Linked DNA regions of Mus musculus: regions 1 and 3 are each linked to region 2. A link is a contact called in ENCODE Hi-C or POLR2A ChIA-PET data. All regions are on one chromosome and are shown on one strand. Each heading gives the region's core, a stretch centred on a gene start or an enhancer-like site at or near the end of the contact. The rest is flanking DNA. Distances are from core to core; before and after follow the strand shown.

The links. A loop is a pair of places that touch in the nucleus more often than their neighbours do. ChIA-PET counts read pairs that join two places held with the same protein, here RNA polymerase II (POLR2A).
Region 1: POLR2A ChIA-PET joins it to region 2 with 27 read pairs in Patski. The contact joins the enhancer-like site here to the promoter of Tmem171 in region 2. POLR2A ChIA-PET finds 5 or more read pairs at or near these places in 2 of 5 experiments (Patski and embryonic stem cell).
Region 3: a loop to region 2 is called in a map of T-helper 2 cell, with 3 times the contacts of the local background. The contact joins the promoter of Tmem174 here to the promoter of Tmem171 in region 2. A Hi-C loop is called at or near these places in 4 of 37 maps with a recorded cell type or tissue (T-helper 1 cell, T-helper 17 cell, T-helper 2 cell and 1 more). POLR2A ChIA-PET finds 5 or more read pairs at or near these places in 1 of 5 experiments (Patski).

Annotation. Positions count from the first base shown.
Region 1 is chr13:98,728,102-98,731,485 of GRCm38, reverse strand. Fcho2 (FCH domain only 2) reads left to right here. Exons shown (of 26, transcript NM_172591.3): 23 at 510-709; 24 at 1,233-1,297. Among named protein-coding and RNA genes, the nearest start is that of Gm9465, 12 kb to the right of the region's middle. Within about 2 kb of position 2,009, at least 1 of the 3 ENCODE cell types and tissues checked has a DNase peak (open chromatin) inside an H3K27ac peak, as active enhancers do.
Region 2 is chr13:98,693,138-98,697,046 of GRCm38, reverse strand. Tmem171 (transmembrane protein 171) reads left to right here and starts at 2,205. Exons shown (of 4, transcript NM_001373965.1): 1 at 2,205-2,241.
Region 3 is chr13:98,635,548-98,639,112 of GRCm38, reverse strand. Tmem174 (transmembrane protein 174) reads left to right here and starts at 1,703. Exons shown (of 2, transcript NM_026685.2): 1 at 1,703-2,418; 2 at 2,600-3,565. The coding sequence starts at 1,793. The coding sequence ends at 2,705.

The DNA.
Region 1 (3,384 bases), core at 760-3,259, 35 kb before region 2:
GCTTCAGGGAGCCCGTTGAGAAAGAAGCTGGAGAGTCAGGAGGAATCATGCCATTCACTATGGTTAAAGTTACTGAATATTGGAAGTTAGAAGTGTATTAATTCTAGGCTTTGGGATCCACATGGGATCCCTCTTTTCTCACTGATGTATATCTAAGTTTTTATAATTTTATATATAATTAGTGATGATTCTTAGAATCCTTTGAAAGGCTTTAGACTTTATAAAAATAAATAATAAAAAATTACTTAATAGAGTGCTGGTTTCTGGGTGCTGTCCCTACTGTGTTGTAAGTCAGATTTCCTGTAGTTGGATCCTGGGGTACTGCATCATGGCAGTTTACCAGTAACCCTACCTCCTGGTCCTCTGAGCTGAGTGTTTTCCTAGCAACAGTCGCTCTCCTTGCTGCGCAGCTGTGATTGTGCAGATTCACAGGCTTAAGTGTTTGTGTTATGAACATGCCTTGTAGACTCTGCAGGCAAAGACAGTTATTTGCTTGATTCTTTTTAAAGGTATCATCAAATGGCATTCAGTCCACTCCTCTAAATCTTGCAACCTACTGGAAATGTAGTGCCAGCACCACAGATCTGAGAGTGGATTATAAGTACAACCCAGAAGCTATGGTCGCTCCGAGTGTGCTTTCCAACATACAGGTGGTGGTTCCCGTGGATGGAGGTGTCACAAATATGCAGTCCCTTCCTCCTGCAATATGGTAAACTATCTTTGCAGTCATCCTTTGCATTTCTGTTTGTCTCCAGCTGCAACAGTTCTAAGCTCTTAAGTTAACAATTGGGCTGCTGAGGTGGCATAGTGAGTGCGTTAAGTGATTGCCATGCAAACCTGATGACCTTAGTAAACCTGAGGACCCAGGTAGAGGAGATCCTCCAACTCCTGCACGTGCCAGTGGCAGGCCCGTTGCTATGACTGCATAGAATTTAAAGAACAGTATCCTAGTTAAGGCTTCCATTGCTGTGAACAGACGCCATGACCAAGGCAACTCCTAAAGGACAACATTAAATTAGGGCTGGCTTACAGGTTCAGAGGTTCAGTCCATATCATCAAGGCAGCCCTCCAGGTAGGCATGGCACTGGAGAAGGAGGAGAGAGTTCTACATCCTTTTCCGAACAGATACTATAGTTTTTACAATAAAAATATTTGAGGTGCATTTATTGAGTGTCCATTCATGTATTAGATACATAAGAGACTGAATTTGAAGATACTTGTTCTTATTACAGGAATGCAGAGCAAATGAAAGCTTTTTGGAAATTATCTGGGATTTCGGAGAAATCAGACAGTGGAGGTAAGGGTGTGTTCCCTCTGTGACTCTGCTGCCCCGCCCCCGGCCGTTTTTTCTACCTTTACTTATTATGTGTATGAGTGCATGCAGGTGTGATCACAGGACAGCTTGCAGTAGTCAGTCCTCTTTCTTCCACTTTGTGGGTCCTGAGGATGGAACTCAGGTTTTGAGGCTTGGTAAGGCATTGCTGAGACATCTTATCTTGCCTTCGGTTTTTGTTCTTGTTTTTGATTTTCTTTTCTTTTTTTTTTAAGGCTTATTCACTGGAAAGTTTCCTCTTGGATTTTCATGTTTCAATTCTAGAACTGACCACTAGGTGGAAGTTAATACCCTACATAAGAATGTACAAGCAGAGATTCAGATCAGTTTTTATTCTTCTCTGTAAGAAAAATAACATAATTGTATAACTGCAAGATAAATGCTTCTAGTTACATAAGAGAAATGCTTAGTAATAGAATTAAAAAAACAGAACAGAACAGAACTCTCCCCATAGATAGCTCAGATAATTGCAAGTGATTGAGCTTATTCTGATAGTGGGGTGCCTTTGCTTTCCCCTCTGCAGTTACATAGAAACATGACTTTGACAGAATGCTTGTCTGTCTGTCTGTCTTGCTGAGGGAGCCTTTCTGTTCATTCCTTTGGAGTTAACATTAATCTTCAGTGCTGTGTGGCAGTTTTAAGGAGAAACAAGTTTATTGTCTCCTACTGACTGCATCTGTCTGTGTTCACCATATGGCTAGTTATCACTCCAGTATCTCCTCTCAGATTGTATCTTTAAAACTAGTGTACAGTTTCCATGACAACCAGCTCCCTATAATGAGGTAATCCTGGTCTCTCTTAGTAAGAGAGAGCCCATCTTCTTAGTTAGCCTCCACTCATTCTTCTTACTGAGCAACTGCTTTAGCTCTTCCAGTTTTGTTCAGCTTTTTCATTTTGAATATTTTGAGAATATCAGTGGTTTTTCTTCTTTAGTATTTCTATACAAAGGACCATCAGCAACTCTGGATTGTCTCTTTATTTATATCTCTTATGCAGGATCAGATTTGCTCTAGAGAGATAACCAAGCTGGTCTGAAGTTCCTTCTGTTGTTCAGTACTTACAGGTAGCATTTTAGTCAGTAGCTTCAGTGACTTCTCTCCTACCATAGAATTTTTTGTAAACCACACTGAAATTTTTAACTTAGACTGAAAGTAAATCAGAAATCCTGTGTATTAGGCTTACAGCCAACCAGCAAGGAAAAGAGAATGTCTTGTTCCTCTATTTAAAAGGCATGTGATAATTGTAAATACACCAGAAAAGGAATTTGTTCTCTCAAAAACAAGATTCATGTATTCTCTTCACGTATTTAGTACTTTTCCTACTGTTATTCAGGTATAAAAAAGTCCTATGTGAGGAAATGGGAGAATTTTATATATGTGATTTTGATGTTGTCAGTTAAACCTTTACAAAGAAAGACCTAGATTCAAACCCTGTAACAAAGTTTCTCTTTTATCTCAGTGCCCAGGACAGGAGCAGGAGACAGTTGTAAAGCTTAAGGGGGGTGGGGGTGGGGGTGGGGCTGCTCCTCGAAGGCGCTGGCCGCGCGGCTTTACAAAGCTAAGTTATTGATCAAGTGTACGACTTGCAGAGCCTTGTGGATAATGGTTAAACATTCTGCACTGTGATGTGCATCACCAGGCATGAGAGTGGAGGGCAGACCAGTTACAATACTTTATTCCCTAGTTCTCTGTGGTGTTGAACTTTATATAGGGGGATTAAAATGTCTTACTGCTGCTACTGAGCAAGTCTGTCTACTTCCCCGAACAACCTTCCTAATGCTGAGACCTTTTAATACATTTCTTCATGTTGTAATGACCCCCAACCATAAAATTATTTTCATTGCTACTTCATAACTGTAATTTTTCTACTGTTATGAATCATAATGTAAATATCTGATACACAGGGTGTCTGATAGTCGACCCCTGTGAGAAGTTGTTTGACTCTCAATGGGATCATGGCACTCTGGTTGAGAAACCTTTTCCTAACCCAAGTTAAATGAGGTTAGAAACCCTTCTAGACTTCTCCTTTCTTTCCTTTTAAATAGTGTGTTC
Region 2 (3,909 bases), core at 956-3,455:
AAGAGTCCTAGCCTTAGATCATGCTGCCCCTCCCACCTCTCTCCCAAGACTAGGCCTGATCTGAAGACAGCACCTTGAAGCCATTCTTGACAGATAATCAGTTTCCAAGGCTTTGATATAGTCAAGCTGGCTCCAAAAGACACAAACAGTGGCTATTCCAAGGGGAAGCTAATCTGATTGTCCTTGGTGCCAGGACATTCAAGTCTGTCATGGGTGGCGAGCCCGCAGTCATGTGGCACCAGAGGGGCAGCTGTATCAACAGGCCCACACAGGACTCAGCCAGAGACTGACTTTCAAATAAAAGGGAAGGGAAGAGTGGTGGGCAGTGGACACGGAACCCATCTAACACAGTGCAGAGCTGTTAGCAGGCCTGGGTCAGAGGGGGCTAATCCTATGTGAAGGCCTGAGTTCTTAGAAAGCTCAGGGCTTGCCGCTGTTGTGCAATAGCCGCTGTTAGTCCACCACCCATGAACTGGGCATATCTTGGTGCCCTTCCAGAGCATGATTGGTATATCTTGACACTTTGACCAAGATATCCCCACCCAAGACACGGATAACTGCAATGTCCTTGGGTCAGTTCCTTTATGGGTCTGTACAGGTCTCTCCCCCGGCATCACAAGACCATGTAATAAAAGCATTTTCCAAGTCCACAGCATGTGTGTTCTCTGGGTGACAGGCGAACTCAGAGAATGTTGCTTTCAGAACATCTGGCTGTTGGCGCCGTATAAGCTGATATAGTGGGGCTTTCGGTTCCTTCACCTAATGAACTGGTTTGCTAGGTCCCCATCCACTTATGACCCCAACCTTCCCAGAGACCTGAAGACACACAATAGGGGACCATGGGCTGAAGATGAAGGCAGGAACTCCCTGCAGAGCCAGCTGGGTGCTGGATACTGATATTAGCCAGTATGTAAGTCTGCCTTGTTAGAGACCCCATGCTCAGAGCACCCTGACTGTGAGAAAGCCCACATCTGGCCCGCTAGACCTGTGTGCCCACCACATCCCCATGGCTATGTGCTTCCCTGGTGAGCCCCCATCTTACCCTTCCCACTCCACCAGTCCCCAAACCTTTTTGACCCCACCGTGACCCCTTTCTTTGCCTCTGCTTACCAAGCCTAACTCATCCATCAGGAAGCTAACAAGAATGGATGGGCTTTCAAGGAGACAGGAAGCTAGGGAGAAAAGGCAAGGGTGGGAAAGTCCCCAGAGCTCTGGGTGCCTCTGTGTTTGGGTCCAGAGCACACTTGACTTACCTCTCACAGTGGCCTGACCTCTGGTGTGGAAACTAGCACAGTTGGATAGTTGTCAAGTGTCACGGGGCAGGTTACAAATAGCATGGGGATTAGCAAACCCATCAGACACTCCGTTCAAGGGCAGGGAGAGTTAACAGTTTAATCTCCAGAGCTCCAGGAAGGGTGCTTTATGGCAAAGGAGGGCTGCATGCATATATATGACCAGGAAGGGACAGGGGTGACCCACTACAGGACTTGCTGGGTATAAGCTTCAGTCTACGAGCTAGGCTATCATGTTGAATGGTTAGCATACAAGGTCCCCGGCCTCACTCTTCAGGGACTCCTGGGGGTCCCCATTATCCTCTTGTAGAAAACTACCTGCGAGGTTCTAGGTCCCGGGACTCCCGTCAAGGTCTCAGAGTAGTATAGTAGAAGGGCCACCTGCCCTCGGACTGGCAGTGGCGGCAGAATGGCGGGGGTTGAGGGTGGGGGGCTGCTTGGTCGTGGACTGTGGCCCGACTTTCCCTGTTGCTCTTCCCCGGGGCTCAGGTATTCCTCAGCCGGCCCCTTCCCCCTCCCGGAGCGCTGCACCTAGGCTGCTAAGGGACCAGCTCCTTTCTCAGATGCCCGCCTCCGTGTCGCCACTTCACGCAGCCCCAGCTGGACTCGCTGGCACCCACAACTTGGTGGAGCGTGCCCATCTGCCTCCCCCCCGCCCCCCACGTCGATCCCTCGCTTGCACTGCCAAGTCTTATGGTCCCAGGGCCGCGAAGCTGACCCTAGTTCTGTGCTCCGGAGCGGCGCGCCGGTGCCTCAGGAGGGCAGCGCCCGGTGGCGGCCAGATCCTACCGGCCAGCCCTGCCCTGCCCTGCCCGGCCGCCGCACCCGCGAGCCGGGCTCTGCCTGGCTCTCTGCACACGGAGGAGGCCCGCCCTCCGCGCCCGGACGCGCAGAGAGGGTGTGCGTGGAGCCAGGGGTGTGGCGGAGAGTCCCAGGACCAGCAGCGCAGGTAAGGGGCTCCCCGAAAGGCAGCTGCTCCTGAGTCCCCGCAAAGACATTCTCCTCTCCAGGCCTTGCTTTGCCAACCCTCCAGAGCTTTGGATGAAGAGATGTGCCGTTGATTTGGGTCTGGCTTTTGGAATATGCAAAGGAGCGTTTAGTAGGGCAGATTTGGCTTTGTGAGGAAACTGAGTTTAGAGTAGAAAAAGTTCGGCTTCGTATATAATTTCCCATCTATTTGGTTGTCCCTGGGTGTCCGTGTTTTGAGCGCACCTAAGGGGGCCGCTGAAGCGATCCTCGCCTTAGTTTGGATCAGGGACAAACATGTTCTAGTAGGTGTCCTGGAGTGAAAGAAAGTACAAATCTAGTTCGGTGCTTCTACTGTTTTTGTGTTGGTGTTTGAGAATTTGCCTTAAAACAGGTGAAGCTCAGCGACTGGCTACAAAGCTGAAGACACCAAAAAAACCCAGTGAGTTAAAGCAGCGGTGGGATTATGTGATTGGGGGAAGATGTGTTTTAAATTAGCAGGATGCTTTAAGTCTTCCATCTTAGCATCACCATGAAATGTGGCTTTTGCAAGTTTGAGAGAAATGCATCCTTCACTCCTCTGCGTCTTCTTCTTCTTCTTCTTCTTCTTCTTTTTTTTTTCTCCACTTCCTTCTGATTCTATCACACTCTCCCTGGGAAAAGCACTTCCTAGGACAGCAATGTCACCCATCTCCTTCCATCACCCAAACTCACCTTCCTTACCCACGAGCCTGGCAAGATGATCTTGGTCTTGCAGCTGTGAGCTCCGTCAGAGGATCATGAATGTGAATGGCAGAATATGTTTGAAAGTTTTCTGTGTTTGACTATGTCCTTCCTGACTTTGGATTGTGTTCGTGAGAGCTACAGTGAGGTCTTGTACTCCCATTTACCAGACTGAGGCAAGGTCAATGGTTCAAAGATCAGTGCTGTGTGAACCAGCATGCCCTTTAACCATTGCTTGCGAGGTCAGGTAATAATACTCTTTTGTTTTTGTTTTATTTTGAGACAGGGTCTCTCTATTACGTAGCTCTGGCTGTCTTGGAACTCACTCTGTAGATCAGGCTGGCCTCAAGCTTAGAGATCCTCCTACCACTGTCTCCCATTAATGGTGTGTGCCACCGTGACCTTGTGTCGACTCGTGGAAGGTGCTTTTTCACTTAGTTCCACTTTTGGTTTCCCAGCAAGTTTTGTTAGCCTTCTGTGCTTTGTAACTACTCTCTGTTTACTGTGTCTAGGCCTCTGTGGAAGTAGGTGGCACTGTGGAGGAGGGTGCCTGACGGCCACTTGCCACCTGTCCGCCTACCTGAGGACACTGTCCGCCTTGGCGATGGGGCTAGACGTCACCTGTTGGGTCAGATCCTCTCAGGTCATGCCAGTGTCCTGAAACTGAGCTGCCAGTAGGGGCGGGGTGTCCGGGCAGCCTCGGGGTTTGCTTCTTGAAACCACAAGGATCACATTTTGACAGAATTAAAGTAAAAGTCCACAAACCCACTGTCTTTTCGAACCATCTTTTTGTTTTATCGAAACTGCTGACATTGGATCATGTGCTGAGGGAGCCTTACAATAGAGTGGGAAATGAAAAGTTGCTGGAGTCTTAAACAGGAAGTGGAAAGTTAGTTATTGGACAAAAATTTACCAAGATGCTCAGAGC
Region 3 (3,565 bases), core at 454-2,953, 57 kb after region 2:
CTCCCCCTCTCTCTTCCTCCCTTCCCCCCTCCCTCATTCTCTTTCTTTCTCATTTGTGCCACTACACTTAGGATGGATTTTCCCACTTTATTTGAATCTTTCTGCACACACCCTCCTAGACACACCCAGAGCTGTTTCTCCTGTTTGGTCAAGTTGCAGGTGAAGATTAACTATCATAGGCCCTTAGTGAACTTCTTCCTTGGATAGTTCAGATGTGTTGGTTTGTGCTGAAAGCTTCACTCTTCCTCTTTTAAAAAGTAGCCCAGGTTTGGGGATGTAGCTCAGCATAAAGCCCTTACCTAACCTTGTGTGACGGACGCCTCACCTCCATCTCCAGCACCCATGGAAAAGAAAATAGTGGCCTGTGTGAGTCTTGTTATCGGAGGAAGTTTAGGAAGGCTGCCTCAGACTAAAGGGCAGCTCTTTCACCTCTTCAGAAGGAAGCGGATGTAATATTTAACCACCGAAGAGGGGGAGCTGCTTGGACAAAGTCTATCCAGGAAAGAATAAGACCAGAGTTACTGTTCAGTGGAGGAAGAAGTTCACATGTCTGTTTGGAAATTGTATAGTCAGTCATAAAAGACAGATAATACCACTGGTGTTCAGGCTGCCTTCTTTACACCAGCCTGGTTTGGTTGCAAAACAGGGTAGGTTCAGAAAGTCAGCTGTTTGCCTCACCTTGGAGTCTAGGAACTGTGCAGCCACCAGAGACAAGGCCTGAAGCCTGTGTCCAGGCAATATCTAGCCACATCTAATGTTCACACTGTTGGTGTGTGCCAGCAGCATAGCACACAGAAACTGTTCCCAGGGTGTCATCTCCTTACCATCCCTGAGGTATTCCCCAGATGCAGAGAGCTAGGAAAACATGACCAGGGTATAGGAGGGTCTCAGAGTTGTGTGGAGAGCTGACATTAAGGGTTAAGTATTGGTGTGGCTGGAGTGTGACTCCAAAGCTGTGTGTGCTCATCTCTTGAACTCATGCATCAGTGGTATTGGAAGATCAGGCCTTTGGGACATAATTGGGGATAGATGAGGTAGGTAGTCAGGGTGGGGCCCATGATGGCACTAGTGTCTTTCTGAGAGGAAGAGAGATGAGGTCTGGTCGACTGTAGTGTTCTTATCAAATTGGGGTGGGGGATGGGACAGAAAGGAGATCTTTACTAGATGCTAGCATGCTGATATTGGCTCCAGAAAATCTCTGGAACTGTGAAAAAAATAACTCTCTTTTCTGTGTAAATGACTTAGCCTGTGGTTTTCTGTTAGCAAATAACCTAAGAGACTTATCTTCTGAAGTGGAGATTCCTTGCATGGTTAATAAGACCTGTGTATGGACCCATTTCTGATGAGCCATTCCAGCCCAAAGTCAGGCTTCAAGCAGGTGGTAGATACGCCAAGGACTCCCTCCATATTGCAGGCAGGGCTGCCATTTGCATACACCTTGCTTTGGTAGGACAGAAACGGGACCATAGAGCAGTGCCGTGTGTGACTATAGAAAAGCACCTCCCAACATTGTCGTTGTCGTTGTCATCGTCATCATTATCATCATCATTATCCTGGATAAATGAACATAAAATAGAAAGGCAGATTGGTACTGTTCCTCTTTCTGGAAGCCTACAAACAAACTTCAGGCTTCATTTCTTGGACCTTTATTCTTCTAAACAAAGTTCAGCCCTGTGTATGTTATACTCTGTTAACCACGGAAGCCCAAAGGTCCTTCTCTAACTAACCGGAGCCTGTGTTCCCCACTCTCACACTCTGTTTCCTCTCATGTTGGACAGTCGTGTGAGGAGCTATGGAGCACAGCAGTAATCGCCCAGAGGACTTCCCGCTTAACGTGTTCTCTGTCACTCCGTACACACCCAGTACCGCCGACATCCAGGTGTCCGACGACGACAAGGCAGGGGCCACTTTGCTTTTCTCAGGCATCTTTCTAGGACTGGTGGGGATCACTTTCACTGTCATGGGCTGGATCAAATACCAAGGTGTCTCCCACTTTGAATGGACCCAGCTCCTCGGACCCATCCTTCTGTCGGTCGGAGTGACATTCATCCTGATCGCTGTGTGCAAATTCAAAATGCTATCCTGCCAGTTGTGCTCAGATAACGAGGAGAGGGTCCCGGACTCGGACCAGACTTCCGGAGGACAGTCGTTCGTTTTCACTGGCATCAATCAGCCCATCACCTTCCACGGGGCCACCGTGGTGCAGTATATCCCTCCTCCTTACGGTTCTCAGGAGCCCCTGGGAATGAACGCCACCTACCTGCAACCCATGATGAATCCTTGCGGTCTCATACCTCCTAGCGGAGCAGCGGCTGCCGCACCAAGTCCCCCTCAGTACTACACCATCTACCCTCAAGACAATGCTGCGTTCGTGGAGAGTGAGGGCTTCTCTCCTTTCGTGGGCACTGGATATGACAGGTATGCCGGGCCCTGGGCTGCTCCCCTTCCCCCTCCCGTTCTGCATCACAGTTATGGTCTCTGGCTGTGTTTGGACTTCCAGGAAGGTGATGGGGACCGTGAATCTTTGCGCAGCCTGCCACCGCAGGGTGGTGGCAATGGATCTTTGCAAGTAGACCTGTGTTTTGTGCTCATGTTTCAGGCCCGACTCTGATGCTGACCAGCTAGAAGGGACGGAGTTGGAAGAGGAGGACTGCGTATGTTTCTCTCCTCCACCGTATGAGGAGATATACGCTCTACCTCGCTAGAGACTGCAATGCTAAGGGGACGGACATTTAAGCCCTGTGATGTGATACTTGGAGAGTTTATCGCTGTGTTCTTCAGAAGTTAGGTGTCAAAGCAGCTCAGGAGATCTTACAGATGTCATTCAAGGTGGGAAAGAAGTGCCCCGAGACTGCTAAATTAAGCTGCCCTGGTTAAATTCCCCTCTGCTCTGGTTTTGAATTCTCTCAGCTAAGAAACCCTCTGCAGCTGGAGAGTCGCTCTGTGATAGAGTGATTTTGGAGCCCACGCAGTGCCTTGGGTTTGATCTCTAGAGCCAGAAGAAAACAAAAACAAAAACAAAAACAAAACAAGACCTCTCTACATAAAGTGCAGGAGGAAAATTCACCCATTTCCCCATCCCCCACCCGATATCCATTTGAAGGATATCTTAGTTTTGAAAGATTGTCTTAGTTTTAAATCCGGCAGCCATGGCAGCTCTCAGACTGATGAAAGGGAGGCTGGCAAGCAAGCAGGGAAGAGAGCAGGCTCAGGTAGAAATTTCCCTGCACGGCGCTGAACCTTCCGCAGCAGAGTGACTTATCTTAGACAACTTGGGCTGTTATCTGGTCTCCCTGGAAGCCTTTGGATCTTGAAGAGTTTGTAAAAGAAATAAAATCCATTAAGAAATAAATGAATAAGTAGAGTGGGATGAAACAGTGCCCCATGTTAGAATAGTGTTGGGTGGCCGATCCTACTGTGGACGAGGTAACAGGAGGATAATGAATGTCACCATGTGCTGTCCACCGAGTTACAGTGACCCCTGCTCCTGATGGTTTTCCTTTGCAAGGCTGAAGTTCAAGGCGTAATGTACATGGGTGAGCGCCTGCTCCCTCTGCCCACCCCC